2 separate regions of the Homo sapiens genome follow, and region 1 is linked to region 2. A link is a loop called in an ENCODE intact Hi-C map of the cell type or tissue named here. Cell type or tissue: heart right ventricle. All regions are shown on one strand. Links, peaks and the distances in the headings refer to the core of each region. The heading gives the core; the rest is flanking DNA.

What was found. Peaks named below come from ENCODE experiments on the same cell type or tissue, not always from the same donor. Only the 100,000 strongest peaks of a DNase experiment are listed, where the experiment ranks them.
Region 1: a loop joins it to region 2, with 2.9 times the contacts of the local background. A loop is called at or near these places in 39 of 110 quality-filtered maps.

The regions. Positions count from the first base shown.
Region 1 is chr2:168,132,508-168,140,848 of GRCh38, reverse strand. STK39 (serine/threonine kinase 39) reads left to right here. Exons shown (of 18, transcript NM_013233.3): 6 at 91-200; 7 at 459-560; 8 at 2,628-2,761. Among named protein-coding and RNA genes, the nearest start is that of STK39, 110 kb to the left of the region's middle. In heart right ventricle, for the core only: CTCF peaks have their summits at 4,080 and 4,285 (motif pointing left); a DNase peak (open chromatin) is centred at 2,298; H3K27ac peaks cover 3,214 bases.
Region 2 is chr2:168,343,033-168,351,373 of GRCh38, reverse strand. It overlaps LOC105373734 (a long non-coding RNA gene), which reads left to right. Exons shown (of 6, transcript XR_923559.3): 3 at 1,332-1,441; 4 at 2,892-3,056; 5 at 7,017-8,341. Among named protein-coding and RNA genes, the nearest start is that of STK39, 100 kb to the right of the region's middle. In heart right ventricle, for the core only: CTCF peaks have their summits at 2,897, 3,105, 4,371 and 4,571 (motif pointing left); DNase peaks (open chromatin) are centred at 3,144 and 4,503; H3K4me3 peaks cover 654 bases; H3K27ac peaks cover 311 bases.

The DNA of each region.
Region 1 (8,341 bases), core at 222-8,221, 210 kb after region 2:
GCTCACAAAGAAGAGACATGCTCAAAAAATCACAATTTATAAGCAATAATGTCTTACATAAAATAAAGGTGATTTTTTTTTCCCTTTCAGATTTTGGGGTAAGTGCGTTCCTAGCAACAGGGGGTGATGTTACCCGAAATAAAGTAAGAAAAACATTCGTTGGCACCCCATGTTGGATGGCTCCTGAAGTCATGGAACAGGTAAAAAAACAAAAAAAGTGACTTTTTGATGGACATAGTACAATCGTACAGATCATTAATATGCTAACATTTCATTTGTATCTAGCATTTTAGTAGAATGCATAATGTAACTAAGATTTAATTCTCAATTGCTAGCTAATTAGCAAACTAACGTGAAAGTTATACATCAACAGCTGTGGATTTCTGACATGACATGGACTTGATGATGTGTAACATGCCTGCTGTATGATTGTGTTTTTTTCCTGCTTTCTTTCTTAGGTGAGAGGCTATGACTTCAAGGCTGACATGTGGAGTTTTGGAATAACTGCCATTGAATTAGCAACAGGAGCAGCGCCTTATCACAAATATCCTCCCATGAAAGTAATTACAATTGGAAATACTACATCGGGGTTGAAATGTGATTGGACGGAATCTGTTTTCTAATTCTCTTCAACATCTTCATTCTTCTCTTAGACCCGAGGAGAATTAATGGAGGAACGCAGCCAAGTTGAACATTGTCTGATTTTCTCAGTGGACAGAATAGGACAAAAGTAGCATAATTCCCAGCTTTGAAGCTTGCTTTATAGTCTCAGCACAGAGTTAAGAAAATAATGTTATCAGATTGGTTGATGGAGGTTGATAGCTATGACAAATGCTGGTCATTACTCTTTTGATAGCAGAACAACGCCAGGTTCCCAGAGAATATCTCAAAATAGATTATAGTGATGTCATCTCTGCAAATGGGTTTCCCAGATTTTCAGAGCTTTTTTTTTTCTTTCTTTTTAAGTGGACTACAACATTTTTACCCCTGCTCTTATAGTGTAATGTTGGCAACTGATCTGATATAAGTGAGCCACAGTGTTTTTAGGATGCTATTTTCACGTTTCTGCTCTTCTTTTAACTGGTTTATACCTCATTATTTCTCTTAGTTCTGAGATAGTGGTATCAGGGCTTATTTACCCAACTGGATTTTGTTTTGAGGCTGAAATAGTTTAGTGAAATTATAATGCTATTTTACATAGAGTATGGTCTATGATTGTTTCATGGTTACTGGAAAAATTTGGGAGGATTTATTTTAAAAACCCAAGAATAAAAAGTGAGTTTTACTGATTAAAAGAAGTAGTATACTCATATTGTAGAAAGTTTGGATGTGCAACTCAGACTAAAGAAGAAAAACAATCATCCGTAATCTCATCAACCAGACAATCTCTACTAAGGTTTCAGTGTAATTCATTTTATTGTTTTTATATATATATATATAAATTTTTTTTAACATAGTTAGGATTTTAGTGTATTTGTGTGTGTGTGGGTACATATACCGGATTTTGCTAGCAGAAAATTTAAAATTGAAGCGTAAACAATTGAAGTGACCTCTTGGAGAAAAAGCACTGAAGTAATGCTGAAGGATTTTTTCTTTTATTCAGTTTTTCTTTCTTCATTTTCTTTCTTTTGCCTCTTCTCAGTGTTTCCCACCTGAATTCAAAGTCGCACTTGCTTGTCCCAGCCTGACGTCCTCTAGGACTTTTCTTCAGAGTTCCCAGTCTCCCGCTTTCTCCTGTGGGCTATTATCCTCCACAAACAATAAGCCGTCACTTTCACGCTTCATCTATTCACACATCTGAAAGTGTTTGAAAAGAGGCTTGACATGTATAGCATTTGCATAAATTAAGGCTGAATTATGCATTAATGAGTTTTATTGATTGTACAGGCTAGTAGTTTTCTACACTTTCCACTTTTTTTTTAAAGCAAATACTTTTGAAGTTAGTATGAAAGAGTGGAATTTTTACCGTTTTGATTTAAAGTTGTATTTTATTTTGTTTTGTCCCCCTCCGAAAGCAGCAAGGACTTTGGATTTGATGACAGTTTTTAGCAACTCAGTTATATTCTGGCTATCCTTCAGTGTCCTGCTCTCTCAGCTTTGCCAAGCCTTTTAGCAATTTTCTGTATGTTTTCTCATTTTTTTAAAGGAAATCATGTTACCTCCTGGGATGTTGTGGTTTTATTTTTAGGGCTAGTAATGTGTTACAGAAGCCTTGAGTACAGGCAGTTCCTTACTTATGAATGACCTGTATACATGAACAGTCACTGCCTCGCTGGCCCTCTCTCTTCTCCTCCACCCGCTTTCCCAACTAGCCTGTGCTGGAGCTACGTGCTCCTCAAGGCAGTACACGAGCCAGTTCCCAGAAAGCTCTGTCCGGGATCATTCTTAACACATAGAGCAAGTTTTGTAAGTTCTGTCAATGGAATAACAAAAAGGTTAAAGGGGGCATGAACACATTTGCAGTGGTAATGAATACTTTAAATACACAATTTCTGCAAAGTTAAAATCATGGGAAAGCACTTTGTATCTAATCAAGGATGGTTTTTTACACTTTTATGAAAAATTCAAAACTAGATTGTAGCAATTGCTATACTGAGATTCTGTCTTCATGTTTGTTTCTGCTGCAGGTGTTAATGTTGACTTTGCAAAATGATCCACCCACTTTGGAAACAGGGGTAGAGGATAAAGAAATGATGAAAAAGTACGGCAAGTCCTTTAGAAAATTACTTTCACTGTGTCTTCAGAAAGATCCTTCCAAAAGGTAAGTGAAACTTAGTGGATGAGTTAATGACCTGGTTTGAGCCATGACAAAGCTTTGTTTGTAGATGGGGAAAGGCTTTGTGAGGACACTGGAAAGGTATTTCTTGTCTGGGAAACCCTGCTGTGGTCCCCAGATTTCCAACCTGTTAGTGAAAGACGGTGTGGGTCCAAGAGGGAAAGAAGTGGGTGAAGAACGAAGGAGAGGCAGAGGAAAAATTGTGGTGTTAACAAGATTCACTGTGCTTGTTAAGTGTGGGCTCTGTCATCAAAGGAAATGAAGTAAAACAGAAATCAAAAGAAATTGGCAGTGCTGCATTCAGAAGCTGAGCTAATATTCTTCACTGTGTAGGTTGAACTGACCTCTCAGGATTTGAATATCCTGCTAGCTCCAGTCTAAACTAGGCAGAGCTATTGAATTTTGCATGAGCTTCCTGTTAGTTGCAGAACAAGTTGTTGGTGCTGTTTAAAAGATTATCAGTAAAGAAGATTAAGGAGATTTTTTACCTTAAAAAGATTAATCATGTAAACAGAAGCAAATGGCTTTAAATTAACATTAGTGTTTCCTATTTATTCTTGGGTTATTGCCCTGCACTGTAGTGTGTCTGTTTTCTGAGTTCCTTTTCTTCCTTCTTAATTTCTGTGACTTTGAAATATCCTGGTTAGTGATCATGGAGCCCACTGTTCTTTGTCACCTAGAGGAGATTGTTAATTATGTGAATGGCCTTGCCTGGGTAAGGTCCCTTTGTGGGTTCTTGGTTGTATGTGGTGTTATCCTAGCATAGACCAGGAGAGGCCTCTGAGAAGTTCCTATCTATCCTAATCCACCTGAGGATCCAATTTGATCCTTATATTTTAAAACATAATAACTGACTTCTCTTCTGAAACTTTCTTTTTCAGGGAAGGACTCTGCTGTTAGAAATGATTCCTTTATTTTGATCTTAAATTTTTATGAAACTTGTTAAGCCTTTACACAGTAACTTACAGTTTGAGTAGGCAAGCCTTCTCTAGTTTAAACACAGTTTCCATAATTGTACCCATTCTTTGTAGCTGCTCACTTCATTCCTTTACATTTGCTGAATTTGCCTTGAATCTTTTCCATATCAATCACTTTTCTCATGGAGCCAGGAATGAAGACTGCTATTAGCCATCTTGAATTATTTATTGTAAAAGGGATGATTATTTTGTCATACCTGTGTACTATTTCTATGTAAACATCTCATTTGTTATTTATATTTGATTCATAGGGCTTGTTTTCCTTCCAAAATTTTTTAATCTTTCATTGAGATTATTTCTTCAACCTCCATTTGGGTGAAATGCTCTTAGATTCTAATTTTGTTTTCCAACATTTGCTTATCTTCCCCTTGAATTTGGTGTCATCTCCAGTAAAATTTTTTGACATCTTCAAGAAAACAGAATTTGATCCTTCATAGCCCAGCAAGAGAAGTTCTTGTCTTTCCAGTTAGTACTAGGTTATTATAGATGGTCTTCCTGATTCTTGAACGACAGTAATTGAGATTCCACCTAGTGGTTGTGATTTGTAATGTCACACAATTCCAGTTTTTTAAGAAAATTGTTCTGTAGGGTAGAATCGTTAGTGTACTTAATGATATAATAGTGTATTTCTTTAGGAGATTTGTATGTGATTTGGTCAAAACAAATTAGATTGACATACATTATATTTAACAAACCCTTTTTATTTCTTTTCTTTTTTTTTTTTTTTTGAGACGGAGTCTTGCTCTGTCACTGGGCTAGAGTGCAGTGGCGCGATCTTGGCTCACTGCAACCTCTACCTCCCGGGTTCAAGTGATTCTCCTGCCTCACTCTCCCGAGTAGTTGGGACTACAGGCGTGTGTCACCACGCCAGGCTAATTTTTTTTGTATTTTAGTAGAGACGGGGTTTCACTCTGTTGGCCAAGATGATCTCGATCTCCTGACCTCGTGATTCGCCCGCCTTGGCCTCCCAAAGTGCTGGGATTACAGGCATGAGCTACCGCACCCGGTCCATTTTTATTTCTTAATAATCTTGAAAGTCTTTCCGGATTTTATTCATTATATGAGCTTAAATATCAGGTTCCTTCTATTCCACCAAAAAAAAAAAAAATCCTTTAGAAGAGCGTCATATAACATATATTCAAAATCTTCAAATCTTTCCTTCAGAGACCACTCTCTTAAAAACACTGTTGATGTACAAAGTATTAATCTTTTAAGGTCTTCTTTTAGATATTTTCTCCGTAACTTAATTTGTTCTCACTATTGTGCAATTGTTCTCTATACCAAGCAGCTATAGACTGTTAGTGGCACATCACCTTCCCAGGTAGCTCTTTCTTATAATGAAAAGACACGTAGGTTGAGTTTGCGGGGGGAAAAATCTATGCAATGTAAGAATGGAAAAAAGCAACATTGTTGAATTACTTTTTAGATAGGATGCAATTTCAACATATGAATTCATGACTAATTTGATAAGTAAACATTGAATTTCCTGCACAATAATAAAAGAAACCAGGAATATTTTCTGCCTTTGCTTTTGTCATTGGAGAGTTCTTGCCCTTCCTCTGTCCCCTTTCTATCCCTCTTTTTGTGCTTGGTTCAGATGCCACATCCTCCTAGAGTTACATACCTGTGGGTGGGATTCCTAGCTCTACTTTATCAACATCTGCATGGCTTAGCTTTCTTGTCTGTACAGTGGGCCTTAAAATACCCACTTCATAGGATCGCTGTGAGGATGGGAAGAGAGAATGTGCTGTGGGCACTTCAAACTCATAGCACAGTGCCCAGGGAGTCTCTAAGTACTCACAAGATTAAGATTGCCATTCGTTATTTGCCTTTTTTTTTTTTCTGACCAAGTGGAGTTGTTGAAACTTTTATGCAATAACTACAGTATGTTGAAAATATGTCTTTTGTAGCACTTATTACACTGTGTACTCTTATTGATTTACACACCCCAATTCCTCAAAAGTTTATAAGTGTTTTTGGGAGAACCTGTGCCACTTATCCTTATATCCAGTGTCTGGTTTGTATTATATACTCAGTACCATTTCTTGAACAACTGGAGATTGGGAGCTTGCAATTTGGGGGTGATTTGGACCCGTTGAAGAATGTTTCATAAACAGAAATCAGATTTGAGTAGGTTGAAGAGTGAATGCAAAATTTTTGCCAATTTTTATTATTTCTCTTGCCTAAATGTAGATCATCTACCTGTAACCTGAAAGTTTACTGGTGCCAAAGCCCTGGTATTGCTGAGTACCTCATGAGCAATGAGTGAAAAAATATTGCGAGAAAACAGTGACCAGGACAGATTCACTCATATGCATCAACTCTCAGGCCGCTGAGAGTAGGCTGTGTTTTTTTGTCAACGATGAGAGCTCATGGGACTTTCCTCATAAAAGGGAGCTGGGGTGTTGCAGACCTTTGGTTCGTCTGAGTCTGTGTTCTGCATTGACGTAGACAGAGAGTTGCTTATATTTGCATACCAGAACATCTTGCTATTCCTTAAAAATAAAAGAGCCTTAATCTTGTAGACTACATGCTTTGTATGGCTAGCAACTGTAAAAAGAACCAACTTTTTTTTTTTTTTTTGCAACAAGGGGGATGATGTTGCATTGATAAATCCTTAAGAAAGGAATATGACTTGAATATTTCTTTTGTGGGGAGTGGTGTGGGGAGGAAAGCAGCTCTGCTTGAGGTCAAAGGGCTGTTGGAACTTATTAATGCAAATTGTTAGAACTATTTAAACTATATCATATTCATCTTGAATCTTTTGAAAATTATTTTAAGTCTCAGTGGACTTTGGTTCATCCATATGCATTAGCTGAATCCTTTAAGAGATTTTCTTCTGAGAATGTTGTTACTTGCAGACTGCTGCATTGTTTTTAAGGATTTAAAATTGAATCATTGTTCAAAGCCTGGACCATTATTTTGGTTGCTGGTAACATTTTAGCATTTCTCATAAAACTGTTTGTACTTACATTATGCTGAATTGTTTGATGTTTGCTAGTGGCCATGTAAGACGTGACTGTGCTTGCAGAATTTTCTTCTGTAGTACTCAGCTAAAAGGTAGGCTGTACTGGTGGTTCCACATTAGCCAGGCATTGGCAGTTGCTATGGCATAAAATAAAAATAGATAAATGAGAAAATAAAAACCAAAAAAACCCTAAAATCAAATGGGCAGCAGGACCTCAGCTTTTCTCACACTTCCTATCACTGTCTTCCCTCTGTCATTTTCTTTTTTTTTTAGACAGAGTCTCGCTTTGTCACCCAGGCTGGAGTGGAATGGCATGATCTCGGCTCACTGCAACCTCCGCCTCCTGGGTTCAAGTGATTCTCCTGCCTCAGCCTCCTGAGTAGCTGGGATTACAGGTGCCCGCCATCACGCCTGGCTAATTTTTGTATTTTTAACAGAGATGGGGTTTCACCATGTTGGCCAGGCTGTTCTTGAACTCCTGACCTCAAGTGATCTGGCCTCCCAAAGTGCTGGGATTACAGGTGTGAGCCACCGCTCCTGGCCCCTCTGTCATTTTCTTAATTTCTTCCAGTTCCATTCTTTCATTCTTTCTCATGGAGATAGTTTGGCATATGTAGGATTTTATCCCAAAGTGATAAACACTTCAGCTGATTTGAGCAAAGAGAAACCTCTAATCTGCTATTTAGTTATTCTCTGTGTAAAGTTGGAATTACCTATTACTTAACAATTAAGCCAATAAAAAAAGAAGGCGGGTTGTTTAAACCAATTCTATTTTGTTACCTTATTGTGTTTTTGTACTTACTGATGAAGGCTGAGAGTGGAGTGGAGTGCAGAGAAAGGAGTTTTCTTTGCAGCATGCTTTTCCCTTTTACATTTTTGGTTACCATGGCAATGACCTTGCTGGAGAAGGCAAAGTATTTTCCCAGCCCCGTATCTCAAGGTATCCCTGGTACTTCCCAGCTTTCTCTCTACAGCATCCTACACTTGACCCTTCCTGTGTGGGGAGGAGGATTTTTGGTGGGGGGATGGTGCAGAGGAGACAGGGAGGCACTTTGCCTCCTTACGTTGGCACTTCCTCTGTCCTCTTTTTTTGCTAGCACGAGTCTCATTTTCATTAAGTCTTTCTCCTGTTCCCCGCTGTATTGAACAGATGCATAGATTTTGGTGCTAACTGAATCTAGCTCCAGGAGTTGTAGTGCTGTGTCCAAATGTGTAGCAGCATCACTTTCCCCCATATTTGATTATAGTATGAAATTGAGCTGTAGCAGTTTCTGTTCTGTGCTAGGTATTGGAAACATACAAAGGAATTCTATGAGGTCCCTGCCTTGGAAGGGCTCATATCCTAGTGGAGTGAGGCAGGGAGACATAGGAACAGAAAAATACATGATGGGAATGTGGGTAGCATGGTGCATGAGTGCCACTAGGGAGCAATGCCTTCTACTTGCAGGAGCTAGGAGAGGTATCTTTGAAGATGACATTTAAATTGGCTCTTGACTGATGAGCGAGGGTGTGCCAGTTGGTTATGAAAAATTTGGAAGCAAGAAAAGCAGTGTGTGCTTTGTCACGAAAGATCAAGAGATGAGTGAGAACATCGTTGCAGTTGAAGGGTGGCATCTCCGG
Region 2 (8,341 bases), core at 170-8,169:
AAGCTCCGCCTCCCAGGTTCACACCATTCTCCTGCCTCAGCCTTCCAAGCAGCTGGGACGACAGGCGTCCGCCACTATGCCCGGCTAATTTCTTTTGTATTTTTAGTAGAGATGGGGTTTCACCGTGTTAGCCAGGATGGTCTCGATCTCCTGACCTCGTGATCCGCCCATCTCGGCCTCGCAAAGTGCTGGGATTACAGGCGTGAGCCACCGCGCCTGGCCAGCACACACCTCTGTTTTAAAGTAAAAAGCACAAAACAAAGTAAATCCAGAAAAGGATTGCTTTCATGTGCTTTCTACCCCATTTCCTCCCTCCCTATATAAGAGGTAATTGTTTTTGTCAGATTTTGTCTCATCCTTTCATTGTTAATTTTTGAAAATATAAGCAAATACAATTATATAGTTCCTTAACCAAAAGATAGCACACAATAAACACAGTTCTGCTCTGCTTGTAGGTTAGAATTTTGATTCCTGTTAAATTGCAACTCTTCTAGGAAAAATAAGGAGGTACATGTTAAATAAAGAGGTGCATGTTAAACTATCACTAGTTTCACACTTTGGTAGAAATTAGTTTCCTTGTCTTTTTTGAGAGCTGGGAAGTGTCTGAATGAGATTGAAAAGTTTCCTTTGAGAATAGGGATGAATTCAGGAATCTCGGAGCGTCACAAGCAAACTTCACTTTTACTTGGCATCAGAGGAGTGGGAAGGCAGGTGCTGGCAACCTGTTGAGGTGGCAAGGCTGCATGGATGAGTGCTCAAGTGCTGGCTTATACAGTATAAATCCAGCTACTTTCATTGTTATAAAACTGCTGGCCATCAGAGGGGGTAATTAGAGTTTTATGTTTTAGTTGGACTTCTCAGCTGAATTAAATGTGATAAGGCTGTGCTTATCACTCTTGTGAAAGTCATTTCTACAATATTTACACAAACTCTATGAGACTTAAATCTTTTATTGATTTTCTGTTTGTCTCTGATAATGTTTCACTGAGAGGAAATGACTGAGATCCTGGAATTCGCGTCTTTAACACATGACTGTTCCCAAAGTCATGAGTTGTTGTTGTTGTTGTTGTTGTTAACAAACCTCTTTATTTCCTACAATAAGTATATTCCATCTTGCATTTGCTTTAATAGATGAGAGTTTCCAATGTCATTAGTGATTTTTAGCACTTTATAGTACCATCATATTTTTATAACCAAGGCCAGGGAGATGAAAGGGGTATTGACAATATTTGTTGGCATTGGTTGTTGTCTTTGTAACCAGAACTGCCTCTTTTATTCTGTGCTTTTTCTAATTATTTCTGGTTATGATAATGTTTTTCTTTGGCTTCTAGGGGGAAGTATGTAATGATGTTTGTGACAAAAAATAAATGTGATCAACTGGTAAAAACAGCCTGATGTTGTGTCTTCAGTGAATGTTCCCACTAGCCAGGCTGAGCTTAAGGTTAGTGATCCCATGGCACACACAACCTTCAGGTAAAGCCAACAGGGAAGAAACGAATTCAAAACAGTGTAAAATAGTATAGAGCCAGCACTTTCTATTCTATAGAGAGAAGTAACCTCAGAAAAAGACTATGGCAAATGACTAGGGCAACCCCTTATGTCTTCACATCATATTCCATCCTCTATGATGAAAGAGCAAAGTTACTTGAGATTGGAGCATAGTTAGAGGATGGAAAGAAATTTAAGTGTTCCCGTTCAATGCTGCTTTACATACCTGCATTTAAAGGGTCTCAAGACTTTTGACCTGCTGTAATGATTACTGTTCCAGTCTAATTGGTTGACCACTAACATTTGCGACCTACTATACTTACCTGGATAACAGGATCTAAAATAATGGTCCCAAGCCACAGTTTGTCTGTAGGAGCTATTGTGTTACATAATATGTGTGTGCTGAGTTAGTTTGGTGATTCATGTATAACTGATTGTGGTTATAATCTAGTAGGAGATAACCAAAGGCATAGGATTTGGGTCATAGAGTGGAATGAAGAGTCACCATATTCTCTTCTCAAAGATAATTTAGAATCAGAGAAGCCAAGTAAGACATCTTTAGAATCAAACAAACCAAGTAAGAGCAGAGAATCTGTACTAGAGACCAACAGCCTCCAAAAGAGACGACCAAAGTTCTCCCTGACATGTCAGAGACTTGAGAATGAGTGCAATTCATACAAAAGAATTGGCATCCCATGATCCAACCTAAAGACAGAAAGTCAAGTCCTATTTTGTCCACTTACTCTTGTGTGTCCTTGAACAAATTGCTATGGAGACAATAATCTCTGTCTATTTCACACGGCTTTTGTGACAAAGAAAATGTATATGAGAGAGAAACTCTCGCTGTAAAGTATTACAGAACTAAAAAGACTACCTGAATGACCAGAATGTGAAGGAAGGGGAAGCAGCATTTTGAGTATTCCTTTTTTCCAACCAATATATTCCGTTGATCCTAATGACAACTCTGGTGCTCTTAGCTTATTCTTGCCCCACAAGCACAAAGAAACAGATTTAAGGGTGTGGGATAGTTCCCTGAGCCCAGCCTTCCTTACAGGAGGTCCTTAATCCCTTAGGTGGGAACATTTTTTCAGAAAAAGACTCTCCTGAACATTTGCTGACTTTCCCTATGGCCTATTAAGTCTTAAATACATATACTGTGGGGCAGGTCAAACATTCCCTTAAATTCTTTCAGCTTCAGAATTATTTAATGTGACAGTCGCCATGATGGCATAATAGAGCCACCCAATACCCACGCTGACTGGACCTCACCATTCCGCAGCTCTCTTTAGCAGCTTCCTTTAATAGCTTAAATCTACCCCTCAGGAACTCCCAACTTCCCTTTAAATGTGATTAAATTTTGTATTTAATTGTTTAATTATTTTTAAACTAATTTCTGCCTCTAGGTGTATGGTCAACTAAACAATCCAAAAACCATGTAGCTCCACAATAATCAGAAATTCTGGATCCAGTAAAACAAGTCTCCTTTAAGACATGGCTGAATGCTGGAAGAAAGTAAAGAAAGTTCCTGGAGTCAAAGATGAAGTGAGAAGGAAAAATCAGAGCAGTGAGTACGTGCATGTATGCTAGAGCCACTCAGGGTGGGAGTTGCCTGGCTTGGCCACCTAGAGGCTTGGATTAGAATGCTCAGGCCAGGGCAGAATGTGAGGCCTGGAGATACAGAATGCTGGGTGTTGGAACTGCAACCCCTGCAGAAATCCTGGTCTTCAGAAGGGCTATACTCAGAGTGAGGGAATGAATCAGGAAATGCACCCATCGGCTCAGGGAGACAATAAAGGTGATTTTCTATCTCAGTGGTCTGGGCTCTAGGGGAAAAGTTTCCCTTGAGAGTTTGTAATCATGGGTCTGTCATTCCATTGGTTCTGAAAACCTCTAAACTGAGAAATAAACATAAACTGAGGTGGGGGCAGTAATTCCCCTTGGGCAACTAACAGAAACAAGGGCAAAACCTTCCTGATCTAGAGGATTAGGGTTGTCCAGGCCCCTCGGGATTCCCTCCAGCCGTTCCTGCATTTCAAGATGCATGCTCTTAAGCTCTTATTCTCATACTTTTCAGTTCCAATGACCACAACTCTTTCAACAAATTTTTATAGGAGTTTCCAGAAACTTCATCCCGCTCATTTTTTTCTGTGTTCTAACATGTCATGTTTCATTTAAAATGTATCCTTTTCCTCCAGTTCAGACCTAAAGGTAATACACCAGAAATTGTCTAATGTGTGGTATAAAATAGGACCATGATAAAAAAAAACCAAAGTAATAAAAAATTATATTACTGTAATAATTTATTAACGTCATATCACTATAATAAAACTTTTATTATAATAACAACTACAGTTGATATGTCTTATGTGCCAAATACTATGTACTAGACATGCACACTCCTTTTTAATCCTGAGGAAATCCTGGGATAGGTTCTAACACTACCCTCCTTCTACACATGAGGAGAAAGAGGCTTAGTAACTTACCCAGGGTAAAGGAGCTGGGAAGTGGTCACAGAGCTGGCAATGTGTTATCACCAAAGCCAGGATTGAAACCCAGCCCTATCTACCTTCAATGCCCTTGCTTTAAGCCACGAATCCTCCATCTCTCTTAATACTAGTCCTGGTAGGGCTAGTTCCCTTGTTAGTGACTATCACGCGCTTGAAAGTGTTTGAAGCGACCTAATATTCCTAGGATCCTTACTTCTATAAACATTTAAATCACAGTTATTTTTCCCAAAGATAGATTGTCATGGGAGAGGGGAACAAAGACTAATGAGGAAGGCACAGGCAGGAAGCGGGCAGAGGACCAGAAACAAAAGCAAAGATAGGAGTGGGTGGGGACACGGGAAATTTCTTTTGCTTACTTCACAAGCTTACAGCCGACCTGGCCTGGCAGGTGACAAGGTGCCTCTGGATGACACAGCCAGGGATTCTTCTAGGCCAGTTGCTTTTGATTTCTTACATTTTTTTGAAGGTAATACTAGATTTCTGAAACGGCTCTCACCGACGCGCCTTTGTTTCTCCTGGAGCCACGGCTCCTCAGCAGAGGACATTTGTGTTTGGGAAGCCTGCCCCCTCCTGGATTAGTGAAATCTTACAGGCCAGGTTTCCAAGCTCTCCAAAATTAGATCTAGTGTGTGAAAATGTTTAAACTGTCGTTCAGAGATTTGAGGAAAACAAATAATTTCTTTCATATGATTTCCCTGAGATTTTTGGATTCTTCTCATATAAATCTTTAGGTGTATTTTATGGATTTTGAAATAATACCCACCTAAAAATCCTGAAAAAATGTTTTAAGGACCCAAAGAGATAATAATAACAGCAATAATGGTAAACATTATATTCAGTGATTTCTATGTGCCAGCACTGTGCAAAGTACCCTGTGAATAATGCCAGTTGCAGCACTCACCACCACCCCAAGAGACAGGTTCTCTGCATTATTACCCCCCACCTTACAGAAAGCCTCAAAGCAGCAGTCCCCAACTTTTTTTGGCACGAGGGACCATCTTTGTGGAAGACAATTTTTCCACAGACCAGGCAGGGGGTCGGGGTGGGAGTGGTTTCAGGATGAAACTGTTCCACCTCAGATCATCAGGCATTAGATTCTCATAAGGAGTGTGCAACCTAGATCCCTCGCATGCACAGTTCACAATAGGGTTCACGCTCCTATGAGAATCTAATGTCACTTGCTGATCTGACAGGAGGCAGAGCTCAGAGGCAGTAATGCTCATTCTCACCAGCCGCTCACCTACTGCTGTACAATCCCATTCCTAACAGGCCACAGACTGGTACAGGTCCGCAACCATGGGGACCCCTGCAAACTGGAGATCTTCTCTACCACCACCCTCACACACCCAACCACCCGTAGGTTGGGAGCCCCTGAAATTCTTGAACTGTCATGCCATCCTATTGACCACACTTGATTGAATCAGAAATAATCAACCAAGCTGAGTTACTTGGACACTTTCTCCTGGGAATTTGGAAGCAGAATGAAAATAGCCATCAGTCTAGGCTTGTCACTTGAATGGAGGTCATCAAACATCAGGAGCCCACTGTGGAAGAGCATGTGCTGCCACGTGCATGGAGAGGCAGAAAAAGATAACCAGAAGAAAGAGAAAAGAACAAAGGGGAAGCACAGAAAAAAGACAACTTCCCTTTTCTTAGTCCCAGTCCCCCGTGAGGCTCCCCTGCTGGTTACACTGATTTGGCTACTTGAAATAGGTTTGTTTTTGTCTATCAAAAAAAAAAAAGTGTATATAACTAAGTCGTGTGAGCAGTAATATGTAAAAGTGAACCAAATCTACTGTTATAATGGAATAAAATCTGAAGTTAATATGGCACATTGAATGATGTGCATAATTTTATTGTACTCCATGGCAATTAGGCTCTAATAGGGAGCAATTAATGAAAATGACTATAATTATTATCATGTCAACAACGCCAAGCCAAGCAATTCCAAAGTCAGCTGTAGGGAGGAGGAATTAGAGACAGCAGGAAGTTGTTCTGGGGTTCCTCAGAAGAACCTGGGATTTAAAAACCAGGAGACTAAGTCCCCCACCTTGCCGCTCACTTCTCTAGCAACCATCACCCAGGAGGACTCCGGAGGTCCCAGCTAAGAAGCTGTGAGCCTCTAGCTACTCCTCACCACTCTCCTTGCACTACCTCTTCCCTTGCTGCTTCTCCAAAGAGGAGTCCTGAGGATGGTGGGTTGTTGGGGAAGGGCTGCATCTGCTTGAGAGGCTGTCTGTTCCTCAACACTGGATTGGTGAAAGCTGGAGCACAGAGAATTGGAAGCTGTTTTAGAAGAAGTTGCCAGCCTACTTTCCGTGGTGCACACCTCCTTCAGTCTATGTCTACCCTTGGCACAAAGCATCATCAACATGGTCCAGAATAGCTCAGCTGGGATCTGTGTTGAGGATGGCGATGAAATCCTCATGGCAATAAAATGCATGCAATGGCCTGGCTTTGCTCTCTGTTCCATGGGCAGCTGCGGCTAGGAGTGTGACACATGGTTGAGGTAGGACTGGATTGGGTTGTTGAGACTGCTGCATCCCAACCAAATACCATCATCTCAGTCTCTTTTCCACTGACGTACAACTAACAAAGACCCTTCAGAACAGTCAACGAAAGCCAGATCCTAGACATCTGAGTAGTTTGACTTAAAGTAGCCAGCACTTAGAAAAATCCAGTGACTGGAAGTATTCTGTTTTCCTCCTTCCACTAAACCAGTACCTCAGTCTGAACTTCCACCAATTTGTGCATTTGTGTTAGTAAGCAAATAAGTATCAGCTATTTTACATGTATTACTTCCTTGAAAATGGTTGTTTTTTTTTTTGGTTTGGGGGTTAATTAATCTAATTAATTAATTAACTGTGATCCTGGCATAAGAGTAATGGGAATGGTATGGAAAGAACCAAGAAAGGTTTTTCTGGAGTTATTCAGTACACATTAAGTACCATGTGTTAGTCATTGTGTTAGGCCCTGGAGGAAAAAAATCACAAAACAGAGCTCTACTTTTTTTATTTTCAGATGCAGTCTCACCCTGTTGCCCAGGCTGGAATGCAGTGGCACCATCCTGGCTCACCACAACCTCCACCTACTGGGTTCAAGCGATTCTCCTGCCCCAGCCTTCCAAGTAGCTGGGACTACAGGTGTTTCTGTATTTTTAGTAAAGATGGGGTTTCGCCATGTTGGCCAGGGTGGTCTCGAACTCCTGACCTCAGGTAATCCACCTGCCTTGGCCTCCCAAACTGCTGGGATTACAGGTGTGAGCCACCACACCTGGCCAGAACTCTACTCTTCAGGAACTTAGTGCATCAGGTACTCAACAGTAAGTAGCGTGATGACTTAGGGGCAGGAAAAAAGGAGGCTGTTTCTATCTTGGAACATTTTAATAACCTCCGAACATTTTATACGGATAAAGCTGGGTTAAAACAGATATTAAGAGGTGCCTAGGAGAGAAAGGATTGGGGTGGGAACTGGAAGAAAATTGTAGGAAAGGGGAGGGTTGTTATCTTGGAGCTGGAGATGGCTTCGTCCTAGTGCATCTGAGGGCTGTTTTTAAATAGTGTCTGTCTGAATCATTCCTCCGCCCTCCACCCTTCACTTTCCACCCTCCACCCAACCCTCTTCCTGAGTCACCCTGGCTGCCATTTCTCATTCTGAAAGGAGAAAGAGGAAAGGATATAATTTGTATCAAATCCCTACAAGCTGCTAGGATACATTGGTGCATTTCCTTTGGAACATTTCATCTACACATACCACAGTGCAATGGATGCGAGTTCTTCTGTGTAAAGATGGGGAAACTGAGGTGCAAAGGGGTAGGTAGCATGACTCTCCCCTTATTACACAGCTGGTAAGAGAAAGTGCCATAATGCAAACTCACATTCTAAATTATAACTTTATCATTAATAACGACTAGAACATGCATGCTGCTTTTTTTTTAAAGTTAAAAAAAAAAGCAGGTAAGTGTGAAACACAAAAATCTTTCCTTCTCTACATTCCAAAGTGTTTGGGGACACATCCCTATACAGTTTTTCTTGCATCCACAAATGTGTACTTACATATGTGACATGTAACTGTATATGTGAACATGAAAATTTTGACATAAAAGGGCATTCTAACCATATTGCTCTACAAATCACTTCTGTCACCTAATGCTACATCATGGATATCCTTCCATAATGTCCACATCTTTACATGTACTTCATTTTTCTAAGATCTATATGAAATTTAATAAATATATATTAGGTAAGCATTTTCTTATTGATGAGGATGTCTCTATTTTAAGATTTAATATTAGTGCAGTATTTAATACTAGTTAAAGTATTCTCTGTATCTGAGTTTTAAAATTT